2 separate regions of the Mus musculus genome follow, and region 1 is linked to region 2. Evidence: chromatin contacts called from ENCODE Hi-C data. All regions are on one chromosome and are shown on one strand. Each heading gives the region's core, a stretch centred on a gene start or an enhancer-like site at or near the end of the contact. The rest is flanking DNA. Distances are from core to core; before and after follow the strand shown. Region 1 holds the start of Lbr (lamin B receptor). Region 2 holds the start of Ephx1 (epoxide hydrolase 1, microsomal).

What was found. Hi-C counts contacts between places; a loop is a spot of excess contacts on that map.
Region 1: a map of T-helper 1 cell shows a loop between it and region 2 (2.6-fold over the local background). The contact joins the promoter of Lbr here to the promoter of Ephx1 in region 2. A Hi-C loop is called at or near these places in 2 of 37 maps with a recorded cell type or tissue (T-helper 1 cell and T-helper 2 cell).

What each region holds. Positions count from the first base shown.
Region 1 is chr1:181,838,509-181,845,373 of GRCm38, reverse strand. It overlaps Lbr (lamin B receptor), which reads left to right and starts at 2,973. Exons shown (of 14, transcript NM_133815.2): 1 at 2,973-3,086; 2 at 6,818-6,865. The coding sequence starts at 6,832.
Region 2 is chr1:181,015,728-181,022,471 of GRCm38, reverse strand. It overlaps Ephx1 (epoxide hydrolase 1, microsomal), which reads left to right and starts at 4,903. Exons shown (of 9, transcript NM_010145.3): 1 at 4,903-5,045.

The DNA.
Region 1 (6,865 bases), core at 1,724-4,223, 820 kb before region 2:
CCACACCTTAGCTCTTCTCCCTCCACACATGGTGGATGGGTGGGTGGAGACTGTCTTTGGGAGGAGGAGCAGGGTCATACACTGCTGACACAGTATTCCGAATCAGGACCTGACCGCCTCTTGAGATATACAGTAGGTTTATTTTTCTCACTTTTTTATTTTTGGTTTTTCGAGACAGGGTTTCTCTGTATAGCCCTGGCTGTCCTGGAACTCACTTTGTAGACCAGGCTGGCCTCGAACTAAAAAATCCCTCTGCCTCTGCCTCCGGAGTGCTGGGATTAAAGGCGTGCGCCACCACGCCCGACTGGTGCATGGTTTTAATGCCAGCAGGCAAGCAGATCATTGTGAATTCAAGGCCTACTGAGAGGCTCTACATAAAGAGGGTACAAAACAAAAAAAGCAAAGGCCATTTAGCACAGTTGAAGAAAACGCCAGCAGGACCAGCGGCAGCAGCAAGAGACACCCGAGGTATAGGTTTTACACATCCACTAGGCTGGGGGAGAATTTCCCTGAAGGAGAGCTCCGATGCTTTTTGTCTTTTGTCTTCTTTCCCTTCAGACAGGATTTCTCTGTGTAGGTTTTATCCACACTGGAGGAAGCTCAAGGAGATAGAACCCGGCTTTCTGGAGGACACCCAGGACAGTTGGAGGACACCCAGAACACAGTTTCACAGTCAGCAAGCTCACTGGTGAACTTAATGGGCACAGATACAAAGTGTATAAAACGTATTTCCTATGCTCTATGAGTATGGATGCCTGTGGCACAGAGCCCTGTGTGTGGCAAGTACTTTGTGAAGTTTTCCTGGGATGCTGCACTCTGGAAAAGAGAGGAACATTCTAGAGTGTCAAAGGAAGGGCCGGCCAGTCTGTGGAGACTTCTGGAGAGCTGGTGAGGTGGGGTAGATAAAGAGCAAGCCTGGGGAGGTCCAGAGACCACCACATCTGTTCAGATTCCAGCAGGCCAGGGTTTCTGCATGGCTGTCCCGTGTCCTGCTGAAGTTGGGATATTTTTCTGCAGAGAAGTATTTCTGGACTCTGAGAGCATCCAAACATATTTTTAGGCTTACTTCTTAGCTAACAGTCAGAGAAAGGGATCTTTAGGATTGATTTACCAGGGGCTGGGGTGTGGCTGGCCAAGGGTAAAGGGTTTATGCTCCACCTCTAGCTTTTAAAGAAAAAGATGAACTTGGTAGTTTAAACAGGCTGCAGTGAGGCTACAACTCACATCTAATTGCAAATTATGCAACCATGAGATTTAGATAGAGAAAGACCCAAAATCCATTAAGAACTTACTGATATACATGTGGTTAAAAAAACAAACAAACATTTCATCTACCTGAATGTACTGATTACAAATGGCAATTTCGTGAATCTGAAATAAGAGAATGTTATAAGGAATTATTGCCAGCTGCGTTTCCCAATGAACAGCTGCATCTAATTTTCACAATTAATTAGTAGGTCCGGATCCATGTCCTTACCTCTTCTAACTTATTAATAAAATTAAAAAATTTAAAGTTAAATGTTAAGGAAAAGCAGGAATGAGTTCTGTATGTACCCATGCCTTGCACACACAAACATCTTTAGTGAATATAAGGTATGATGTTGAATTCGTATACAGGCTTATTTGTGTGTGTGTGTGTGTGTGCAAGTGTATACATGAAGGCCAAAGGTTAGTGTAAGTTGTCTTTCTCCAACTGCGCAACATCTTGCTCTTTGAGACAGGGTGTCTCACAAAATCCTAGCTGTTACCAACTGAGTCCAGGGAGATCTGTTTGTCCCCAGCTACCTCTGTCCCCTTCATTATAGTTACAGCCTTTTGAGAGCACCTTCCTCTTGTTTTAATTTTAGTGCTGAGGGTCTCAAGTGCTCACAAAGTTCTTATTCTTTCAAGGCAGGGTTCTTTATCATCTGAGCTGGCTCTCCAGCCTCACTGGCCTGGTCCTTTTGAAGAAACTATAAACCAAAGTTTACAAGGTTTCCCCGCCTCTGGTCTTTTATTTTGTAAGTGAAAATGCTTATATGTCCTGTGGAGGGAACCCAACGGAACCTTGGCTCTGGGTTTGAGGAGTGAAGGATGTCTTTGGTATTAGTAGAATTTATCTCAAACGACATCCTTCCCATGGTGTTTTCCTGTGTTATTTGCCGCAGGACTCGGAGTAGGATTCGTCTTTAAGAGCTGAAGCTTAAGGGATTTGCCAAACTTTACGTTTAGAGGTTTCTTGATGCACACATCTGTGGTTTAGATTTCCACCCAGGGCAACCCCAACGGCAATGACAAATCAAATCGTGGTGAGCACTCTTTCTTAGGAAGGGCTCCGAGGCACGCACTTACTCACTCGTTTGTAGCTGAGAAGGTGACAGCGCTGTGCACCTGAAGCCACGCTGCGGATGAAAAGACTTATTTCAGCCTTGCATCTGAACCCACAGTGCTTCCGAGGCAGGAAGACACTCAGATGTATTTAATAAGGGATGTTGGAAATACCTTTAAAAACAGCACGGCGAAGTAGGGAGCTTTAACGAACTGCTTTGAACTCTCAACCCGAGAGGAAGGAAACAACCAGTGGTGGCAAGTGTAAGGGGGGGGGGGAGTTTGGGGGCTCCGGCCTGGGCCTGCTGGGGTCGGGTCCAGGCGGGACGCGAAGCCCGCGGGCTTCGGCCGTGGCCGGACTAAGCGCGCGGCCCGCTGGCTCCCGAGGTTACACACGGACCGAGAGCCGGGTGACAGCAGCGGACGCTTTTGCCTGGCGTCGCGCGAGCTTCACCCTCCTCCCAGACCGCCGGCCTAGATCGCTCCGCAGGAGGGCGCGAGCCAAAGCGCGGCTTGGTGCCTGGGCTGCGGAGATAAACCGGGTGGGGACGCCGGACGCTCACGAGCGGGCGGGCTGGACGCGCCACTGGCCCTCGACCAATCGCCAGCGCCGGCGATGATTCAAAAGGTCGAGGGACCAATGGGGAGCTCAGGGCAGCCTCGCTAGGGGCGGGACCTCGGGGGCGCGAGAGCGCGGCCGGCTGTGTCGCGCGCGGAGTCGCCGCTGGCTGCTGGTGACTGTCCTGGAGTGGCTGGAGTTCCCGCCGGAGCGCGGCCAGGTGAGCGTCGGCGCGGGACTCCGCCGCGTGTGGAGAGCGGGTTCCCCGGGGCGGCCGGCGAGGCTGGGGCCGCGCGGGCCGGAAGTCGAGCGCGGGTTTCGGATGGCGGACAACCCCCGATCCCCGTCTCGGACGCGCGCGTTGGGTGCCCCGGCCGGGCCGGGCTGGGCTGTGCTCGCCGCGGCTTCCCGGCCCTCGGAAAGCGGGCGGCCTTCGGAGGAGGGGTTAACCGCCTCTGGCTCCTGCCAGGGCGCCGTCCCGCCTATCCGGGCCTCCTGAGTGCTTCTGCGCGGTGACAGCGGACCTCGCGCCTCCAGCAGCTTCGAGGGCCACTCAGTGCGCGCTGGGGTGCGGAGGGCCTGCTCCGGGGCACTTCGGCGATGGCGGGCTGGCCTGGCGTTGCGCCCGCCCGCCCTGTGTAGCGCACTTGGTGTGCTAGGGCCGTGGCTCAGGTGCAGGAGCAGGACTAGATCTGGGGCTACAAAGTAGCAGCTGCTCTGAGGGTTAGAAGATGGGGCTACAGAGAAGCGCGGGATGGAGGACCTAATACGGACAGAGAGGGTGATGATGAGCGTTGACTGGGGAGTTGGGGCGGGAGTGAGTAAGGACTGTTAAGATTAGCGTGCTTTTGGGTATTAAGGGAAAAGGCCACTCTGCCAGGACAGCCAGCTTTCTCCTGCACGGCTCTGAAGGGGCACAGACCCTGCGAACGCCTTCCTGTTTGCGTTTTGCCTAGCAGGCCTGTGCCGGCTCAGGTGTTAAAGGGTAGCTGTGAGCCACCATTTGAGCTTTTTCTTTCTGCCACATTAAGTGAATTTGGGAGAGGGGGGGAAACGATTAAAGATCTTAGTAACGCACCGGAGCATCGTAGAAAGAAATCGGCCACACTGATACATAGTGTTATATTGTACCATAATATGTGAGGCGTTCAGTGCCAAATGACCCTCGGGTTAGCAAGAATCTGGGTTGACAGGAAAAAAGCCTGAGGATTCTTGAATTTCTGCGGTATGTGGTTGAGGGTACAGTTTAGCGAGTGACTTTTCTTTGCAAACAACCTGTTTGTTTAGGGAAGCCTGTGTGCGTCTCTTATGCGTTACTTGGGTGCATAAGAATACACGGGAGTCTGGAGCCTCCTTGTCCTATCCAGTATAATTATCTCCTGTTGGGCAATATTTTGGGATGTGTTATGTAGTTTCCACTGACTGTGTGGATCTTGTGCAAAGTGGCATTCATATCTTGTTGGCAGCCCATTTTTTTTTTTTTTTTTTTGTCTCCTAAGACAAGGTCGTTCTCCACATGCTATATAAAATATCACCATCAGTGTCAGTTCATGGTTTGTGTTGTTGTTGTTGTTTGTTTTTTTGAGACAAGATCTCTGCACAGCCTTTATTGTCCTGGAACACAGTGCAGGCTAGGCAGACCTTCAACATACAGAGGTCTGTTTTCCTCTGCCTCCCAAAGAATGGGATTAAAGCCACCATGCCCTGCTAGTCTCAGTTCTTTTCCTCCCTTTTTTTCTGGGGATCAAATTTTATATTACACATTATAGGCATATTTTTGAAAAATTGAGGCTCAAATATCTACTGGGTGCCTTGATTATGTATTACCTACTATTTAATAAGTAATAGAATTTTTTTTTTTTTAAACTTTGACTTGTGTTCTTTGTTGGACTCATAGTTAATGTGGTGTCTTCAAGATGCAGTAGAGAAACAGCAGTGAGTCTAGGGCCATACCATTCTAATCCTCTGGATTTCATCAGATCTCTGAAGCCAAACAGGATCAGACGTGGTTAGTACCTGGATGGGATGAATGGCAAGGATTGGATGCTTCTGATAGTTCAGAATAAATCTGTTCCAGGGCCTTTTAAAGATGCAGGCGGTCCCCAAGCCACAAAGTGCTCCTATTGCAAGTTTTTGAAGTGTTGTTTGAGATCCTACTGGCACCTTCATATAGAAAGACATTGTGGGCTTTCTCAAACTTTGGAAAGAGTAGGAGAACCTAATTGATCTGGGGAGGAAGAGAGGTGGGGATTCAGAGAAGGAAGCCCAGCACATTTCCTTCCTCTTTGTCCCGGGCAACTTGGAACTGAGTGTTGAAATGGACAGAGTTTTCTGTTGTCACCTTCCTTTTTTGTGCCCCTCCTCCTTGTGCAGATGTGAGCCAGTGCTCTCCTGCTTCCCGAGGGCCCTCATGGTCGCTTCTGCCAGTCTGACTTCATTCCTACAGCTCCCAAGCATACTCCTTATCCCAGAGATGCTATCTCACAAGTTAGGGGGACTGAGGCAGGCTCAGTAATGAACCTCTTATCACCAGATAAGCACTTTCGTTTTCTTTCATCTGTTGTCTGTCTAAACAGATGGAGCTTGGGAAGTCTTTTTTTGTTTTTTGTTTTTTTTTCCTTCAGGGGATTAACAGTGAAGAAATGTTATTTAGAAAGACTTTCTTGGGAGGGGTAGGTAATGCAACTTTCTCCTTAATTCCACAGTCTGCAAGAGTCTTTAGCGTTCCTGTAGAGTTGCATAACCAGCTCTTGGCCTCCGGAGTGTGTCTTTGTGTGCTTGGGTGATGTATGGAGACTTGCTCAGCAGGTGAAGGAGTCTTTCTGTCTGCTGCTTGCTTATCTTATCATTGGTATCAGAGCACTGGCTTTTATCCTGTGGATCTGTTGGTCACCGGAGTGAGAAATAACACCTCAGAGAGCTCCTAGCACAGCCATCATTTGATATTACCTCATGTAAATGATAATTCTTGAAAGTTGTGGTTTCTTGAAGTATTGAAGGTTTCATGGGCCATGTTTTGAAACAGCGGTAAAAGATGTTACAGTTGGAGTAGGTGTCAGCTGTGGGCTGGAGAGGTGCACACGTTAGCTTAGGTGGGCGGCTGGCAGAGTTAATTGATGTGCATTTGGGATTTGACTCAGAGAATGCAAACCTTATGAAGTAAACCTCAAATATGTTATTCATTATAGATTTGAAGTCCTTCTTGTTGGTAGGTTAGAGTAATGCTAATGTACATTTTTTAAAAAGATTTATTTATTCTATGTAAGTTCACCGTAGCTGTCTTCAGACACACCAGAAGAGGGCATCAGATATCATTATGAGTAGTTGTGAAGCCACCATGTGGTTGCTGGGATTTGAACTCAGGACCTTTGGAAGAGCAGTCAGTGCTCTTAACCTCTGAGCCATTTCTCCAGCCCACTAATGTACATTTTTAATTTTCCCAGTTTGTCTCATGGTTTTATTACTTTCCAGTAAGGTAACTTGTTAAAAATATAACTTCATGAATTTTAAAGCTTTTATAAAAATGACATGTAGATCTATAAATAAAAATAAGTGTCCTTTTTGAGGTGTGCCCTGATTTTACTGCAGGGGGTAGCATTCTAAGTTGTCCAGTCTGATGCCTGTTACGTTGTCAGGGTTTAATCCTCAGTGCCACTGTCTGCACGGCAGTGACTAAGTCGTCTCCTACAGAGTGATTCCAGATGAAATAGAGTGAAGCTCACACAATGTTTTGTGTTGCTCTGCTGTTCCCTCCCCTGTGTTTGTGAACTTTGACAAAGCGTTAACTTTAAGCTCAAGTTCTGTCATCTATAGAATAAGGAGTTGCACACTCCTTCCTTGGCTTTCTGGCCCTAAAGCTAAAACCAGCTAGAAAGTTGTTTACGTGAACAACCTAGTCCAGAAAAAGAAGTAATAATTATTGACTAACTTTTTTTCCTTAAAATTTTTCAGACTAATTTTAGAAAATGCCAAGTAGGAAGTTTGTTGAGGGTGAAGTGG
Region 2 (6,744 bases), core at 3,654-6,153:
GACAAGTGTGTGGTTCAGCAGGTTAGTGACACAGAGGATTCAAAACTCAGCAGCTCCCCCTACAGTCAAGGAATCTCCAGGACAGTGAGCAACCTTCATTGCAGAAGAGCAGAGCCTCTCCCCCAGGCCCCGTACAGACTTTTGTAGGTTAGGATTGCAGAGCCAGTTGGAGAGAGATGAGGGAAAGGCTGGGAGCCATCCCATCTCCGTGGTTCTGGAAGCTGCACCACGCACAGAGTCCTGTTCCTAAGCCTGGTGCCAAAAGTATAGTTTCAATATACTTCATTTGCCTAATATTTAGTTAGGGTTCTAAGGTACAAGAGTACATACCATAGTACATAGAGTCAGAATCCCTTTAAGTACATAAAACTAATTAAGAACACTAAAACATCTTTTTCTTTCTTTTTATAAGGTTTATTTATTTTATGTATGTGAGTACACTGTAGCTGTCTTCAGACACTCCAGAAGAGGGAGTCAGATCTCATTATGGATGGTTGTAAGCCACCATGTGGTTGCTGGGATTTGAACTCAGGACCTCTGAAAGAGCAGTCAGTGCTCTTAACAGCTGAGCCATCTTTCCAGCTCCTTCTTTTTGTATTTTTAAGACAGGATTTCTCTATGTAGTTCTGGCTGTCCTGGAACTTACTGTGTAGACCAGGCTGGTCTTGAACTCACAGGAATCCACCTGCCTCTTCCTCCTGACGGTTGGGATTCAACCTCATGGATTGCACACACGTGGCTAAGGCACCTTCCTGATGGGCAGCACGCCAAGGTCGTTACAGTAACTTCTAGGGAGAAGGTGGCATCCATCACCTTATATTTCTGCCACTCTTTCAATGCCCGGCTCAAGGGGAGAAAGCAGCACTCTGCATGCCTCAGGGGTTTCAGTCTGCCATGAAACACTGCCATGGACAGAACGCAGGAGGAAACCTTGTTCTGCCCACCCTGCCATCGGGAAATGAAGGATCATCATGGCTGCTTCACAAATAATTGCATTTTACACTTCACTGAACTTTATGAGTGATAGGCCCTGCCATCAGTAGCTGGGGAATCAGAGTCACTGTGGAAACAGCACAGCAGACTTGGATGTCTGGGGTTTGAGGTTTTTAGAATGTGTTTGTTTGGAGAGATGGCTGGGCAGGTAAGATCACTGGCTGTTCTTGCCAAGGTTCAGAGTTCAATTCCCAGCACCCACATGGTGACTCACAAACATCTGTAACTCCAGTTCTAGGGGGATGTGACACCCTCTTCATACACATACATTTTTAAATAAAAATTTTAAATTTGTTTGGTGGCTTTGGGTTTCTTGAGACAGAATCTATCCCTGTTTAGTTCATGTTGGCCTCAATACCTTTATCTTTTGAGACCTGAGCCTCCTGCATGCTAGGATTACAGATCACAACCCCCAGTCCTAGCTCTAGGATCTCTTAATCTTTCCACTGATTAGATTCTGGCTGGCCTTGAATTTGTGATCTTCCTGAGTCAGTGCCCAGGCATCTAGAATTACGAGTCAGCACCACTGAACCATACTAGCCTGGCTTTCTTTTAGGGAATGGGAGAACCAAGAGCGGTTCTGCAATTTTTATCCTGTTACCCACGTGCTTTTCAGAGTTGCTGTGTGTGTGAACTGAGGGCTTCCAGCAGGAGACGTGTGAACAGACAACATGACTGCTCCAGTGAATGGCTAAGTGGAAGGTTCTTGTTGTACGTATGTATAAGGGAGAGAAAGGACAGCCAGAGGCACCCGGATGAATCCAGAGCAGAGAGAAAAAGTAAACTGAGCATGGCCAGCAGAGTGGACTTGGCCATGAGAAGGGGGTGGGGTGGAGAAAGAGCCTAACAGGAAAGAAAGACAGGAGAGGAGTCAGAGTACAGAGCCTTTGCAAGGGAATGAGCGGCTGTGGGGAGGGAGCCCGTGAGCTGGTTAGGGTAGGGTATGAGAAGAATTGAGAAGAGACCTGCATGGACTCTAACAGGTCCTGTGACCCTAAGGGAGTCTGGAGGCCAGCTTACACTTTGGTATGCTCATAGACACTCGAGATAGCCACTTGTCCCAAGTTTCTTTCGGACCAGATTGTGTGTGAGAGTCAGCTTTCCCTTCCAATCACAAGGACTTGAAGTAACCAGTTTATAAGGAAATCAGGTTTGTCCTGGCATGGGATCTTAGAGATCTCGGGTTTGCATCTGGTGGCCCTGCTTGGAGGCCTGTGGTGACACAATATGGCAGAAACGGACACTGGGGGGGGGGGAATGTTCAACCCATAGCCAGGGAATTTGGTGGTATGAACAGGGGTGTGGTTGGGGTCCTGTGATTCCCTTCAGGGGCATGACCTGCAGATCTCTCACCTCTTATACAGTTTCCATGCCTCCCACCAGCCCTGCACAGGGTGACCCAGACAGAGCTGCCTGGGTGCTCTAAAGTATGTGCCAAGAATCAACCTCTTACTTCTTTTTCTTCTTTCTCCTTTCTTCCTTTCTTTCTTTCTTTCTTTCTTTCTTTCTTTCTTTCTTTCTTTCTTCCTTTCTTTCTTCCTTTCTTTCTCCCTTTCTTTCTTTCTCTCTCTCTCTCTCTCTTTCTCTCTCTCTTTTTCTTTCTCCCTTTCTTTCTTTCTTTCTTTCTTTCTTTTTTCTTTCTTTCTTTCTTTCTTTCTGTTAGATTGGCCTATAGGTAAGGCTGTGGGGGGTTGTGTTTTATAAAACAGAAAAGGAAGCCAGGGATGTGTTTGTAGAGTGAGGTACAGTGCAGGAGAAGGGATGCCTCTGCAGGACCATGCTGAGGGACCAGCCACACGACAGGTATAGGATAGAAGAGAGTTTATTTAAGGCATGGGGAGGGGAATTGAGGGAGTAGAAAGAGAGGAAGGCAGAGAGAGACAGAGAGAAAGGAGAGGAGTAGAGGGCGGCCATGAGCACGTGGGAAGGGGAAGGGAATGGGGAGAGAAGGGACAGATTAGGTAAGAGGGTAAAGGAGTAAGAGGGTGAGGAGGGGCCAGACAGCCTCTTTGATACTGAGTCAGGCATACCTGGTTGTTGCCAGGTAACTGTGGGGCAGAGCCTAGAAAAAATGCTAACGTGGAACATTTTGTTAATTAGTGATTGATGGATATGAGTGGACCCAGCCCACCAGCCATCTGGACAGATGTGTCCTTAGCTGTGTAAGGAAGCAGGCTGAGCAAGCCATAAAGAGCAAGCCAGAAACAGTGCCCTCTGGTCCAGTTCCTGCCTTCAGGTTCCTGTCCTGAGTTTCTGTCCTGACTTCCCTCAGGGATGGAGTGTGTCTGAGTTTCCAGCTGAAACCAATCCCTTCTTCCCTGTGCTGCTTTGATCACGATATTTTATCTTAGCAGTAGGAGACCTAACTAAGACAAGTAGGTTTATCACATTCACAGGATGATACATCCATCACCAGCAACTAGTGTTATGGTTTTGTCTTTTCTTTTCTTTTCTTTTCTTTTCTTCTTTCTTTCTTTTTTTTTTATTTTTAGTTATTTTCTTATTTTTTGAGACAATGTAATTTTTTTTATTTATTGTTATATGTAAGTACTGTAGCTGTCTTCAGACACACCAGAAGAGGGCATCAGATCCCATTACAGATGGTTGTGAGCCACCATGTGGTTGCTGGGATTTGAACTCAGGACCTTCCGAAGAGCAGTCGGTGCTCTTAACCTCTGAGCCATCTCACCAGCCCCTTTCTTTCTTTTTCAAGACAGGGTTTCTCTGTGTGACCCTGGCTGTCCTGGAACTTTCTCTGTAGACCAGGCTGGCATCATAGTCAAAGATCTGCCTGCCTCTGGCTCCTACTCAAGGAATGCTGGGAATAAAGGTGTAGCCACCATTGCCCAGCACATTAGAATGTTTCCATCTACACTTTGTTAAGAACAATACGTTTACTGCTTTGCTGAATGGCTGGAGGCAGCGCTCCTGTGGGAACAGTTTAGAGGGCGCTATGAAACAAGCCTGGACTATACACTGCAGAGGAGGACGGCAGGTGTGCAAACGGTGTGCTGGGGAGGGGAAGGAGCTGCAGTACCTGGAAATCCCAGGTTCCCAGAGAGGATTGAGGACACACTATCCAGGAGTTCCACGGAGGCAGGAATGAGTTGAATGTGTTCACTGGAGAGAAACCGGCTCTCCGTTAGAACGGAGAGGGTTTGGGCCATGATGAGCAGCGAAGGAGGCTGGAGATCAGAGGTGAGAGGTGAAAATAGGATCCCTACGCTTCACATGTGTGTAGGATGATAAACCTGGACCCCGCGGCAGGCACTGCTAGGCCCTCACAGTGGTGTGCCTGGTCATCTTGTCTGTGTGGCTGCTGAAGCCTGAGAAGGTTCTAGGCGAGTCTTAGGAGGGCCGCGGGGGTAAAGACAGGGCACTGGGCAGGCTGGCTAATGGAGAGCAGGTTAGCCCCAAGGGTGCCAGGAACTGTGGTTGTCCTACTCCTGCTTGCTGGCTAGGCAGCGCTCTCTCCCTCCTCCCTGTGCTGGCCTCTGCTTGGTGTCCATGCCTCCTGGGCTTCAGATCAGCCAGCCTCACAGGGTGCACTTAACGACAAACTTCAGGTTTGTGTGTTCATTCCACACTTCACTATTTTATTTGTGGTTCTGGGAATGAACTCCAGCGCCTTGCCCACGCGAGACACTCTACCCTCAAGCTTTATCCCCAGATGTTTGCTCACTGACTGGTTCGCTTATAAAATGGTTACAACGAACTGCTAGGAAGGTGAGAGGAAGGCTGTAGCACCAGGCCAGCTTGGGCTCTTGTGTGTAGAGTCCACAGACTGCAGAGTTTAAACTGCCAATACCCTGTTCAGAACAGCAGACTTTGCCAGAATAGGTGAAACACCTTAGCTAGATGCTCAGCTAGCCTTGGCCAACCAGCCAACTCGGGGGTGGGGCCAAGGCCTGGGCGGGGCTAGTGGGGGCGGGGCTAACAGGCAGCTGGTGTCACCAGCTCAGCAGCAGGCAAAGAGGCTCAAGAGGAGTTTGAGAGTGGAGGAACTGCACACCAGCCGCCGCGGGAGTAGGAACCCGAGAGCGACCCTGACAGTAAGCTCCGGGGACAGCAGCGGCACTCCAGCGTGAGAGTTGCGAGGGCTTCGCGTATCTCCCGCAGCTAAATGCGCTTCCCCTTATCCTAAGACCGATCCAGGCGTGCAATAGGCCATGCTTCTTAGTCCTGCATCTGATGCTCCATCCTCTTCCAGGGGCGTCAACCCCTTGCTTGCGCTTCGGAAGCAAGGGGTGGGTGCTGCGCCTGACAGCGATGCTGGCTCCTCAGCCCCCTGGTTTCCCCGCCCGCCCGCCCCCCCATGCATGTTTGTCCCTTGGGTTCCAGGCTTGCTACTTGCCCAGGCACCTGAGCCAATCCAGGTAGCTGAGGGCGCCGTCCAAGTGACTCTTAATTTTAACTTCTCCAGTCTGCACCTCCCGTCATTTAAACTTCCGGCGGCCAGAAGTCTGGATAGCCTTTCTGGCATCTGGTTGGCGGGATCAGGAGGGAGGTGGAGGGATCCGGTATGTATGCATGCGCGTTGACAGTAGGGCTGTGCCTTTGCTGGCATTCTGTGCTGCTGGCAGGATTGTAGAGATGGACATCTGCGACATTTGCTTCTCTGCCTCCGATTTCGGCCTGATCTTTTTTTTAAAGTCGCAGAGCCCCAGAGGCTCACATTGTTTTTACTGTGACAGTGACTTCCTCCCTCAAGTGGAGGCTTTCACTGGCTGTGCGTGGTCTGACTTCACACAAGACTTGAAGCTGAGGGGGCTGGGGGGAAGGGTGGAACAAAAACGTGGGCGTGTTCAGCAAAGACTTTCCATTCCCTAATACCCACACCAGGCGGGCCACGTGAGGGCTTCCTGTGTCCCTAAAGAAGTATGTTCAGTGCAACCGTGCTCAACGACACGGACTGACTGTTCAGACACTGCCCCCCACCCACCCACCCTGGGGATAGCAGGGAATGTGTTCTCATGGGCTCTGGGAGCTTTTGAATGCAGACAACAAACAAAATTCAAGGTCCTGGGTCAGATCCCCAACACCACATAATAAATAAACATATCTTTGTAAAATATAAATTATATTTGTGAGCTGTAGGAAATAGGAGGTCATAAAGAGGGAGCAGGACTGTTGACTAGAGAGGAAGAGGCCACACTTTCACACTCCAGAGGGTCAGGAGGGTCAGGAGTGCGCCTCACTACTCAGTATCCAGCTGCACAAGGCTGAGGAGAACATGCAAAGGCCCTGAGGCAGAGGTGCGCCTGCTGTGGGTGGCTTTTATGTCCTCAGTTGCCCTCTGGAAGAGAGACCAGAGTCAGTGAGGAGGCTCCAAGCTTTCAGCTGCCCCTCCGACCAAGAAAACAAGATTTCCCTAGACCCTCGGGTGCTCCTGGAGTCAGCTGGGTGACCTTCAGCACCATCCCTAATCCCCATGTTATCTGGTGTGACTGCACCAGCCTTTGGCTGTGCCTTACACACCTGCTGCCCAGATGAACTGAGAGGGAAATGCATGGGGAACAGAGGGAGGGATTTTTAGTGAAAGGGTGAGAGCCTCCACCAGACCCCTGGGGTCCAGTTTCTGCCCAGAGCCCAACTAGAGCACAGTGGTACCCACAAAAAGCCCTGTAAGGATGAGTAGTGTCTCTCCTCCATGCCCAGCAGCTCCAGCATGCCCAGGCATAGCCCTACTGATCTGGTGCCTCCACCCTTTTTGTTTTTTGTTTCCCCTGGGATCCTGGCCCTGGATCAAGT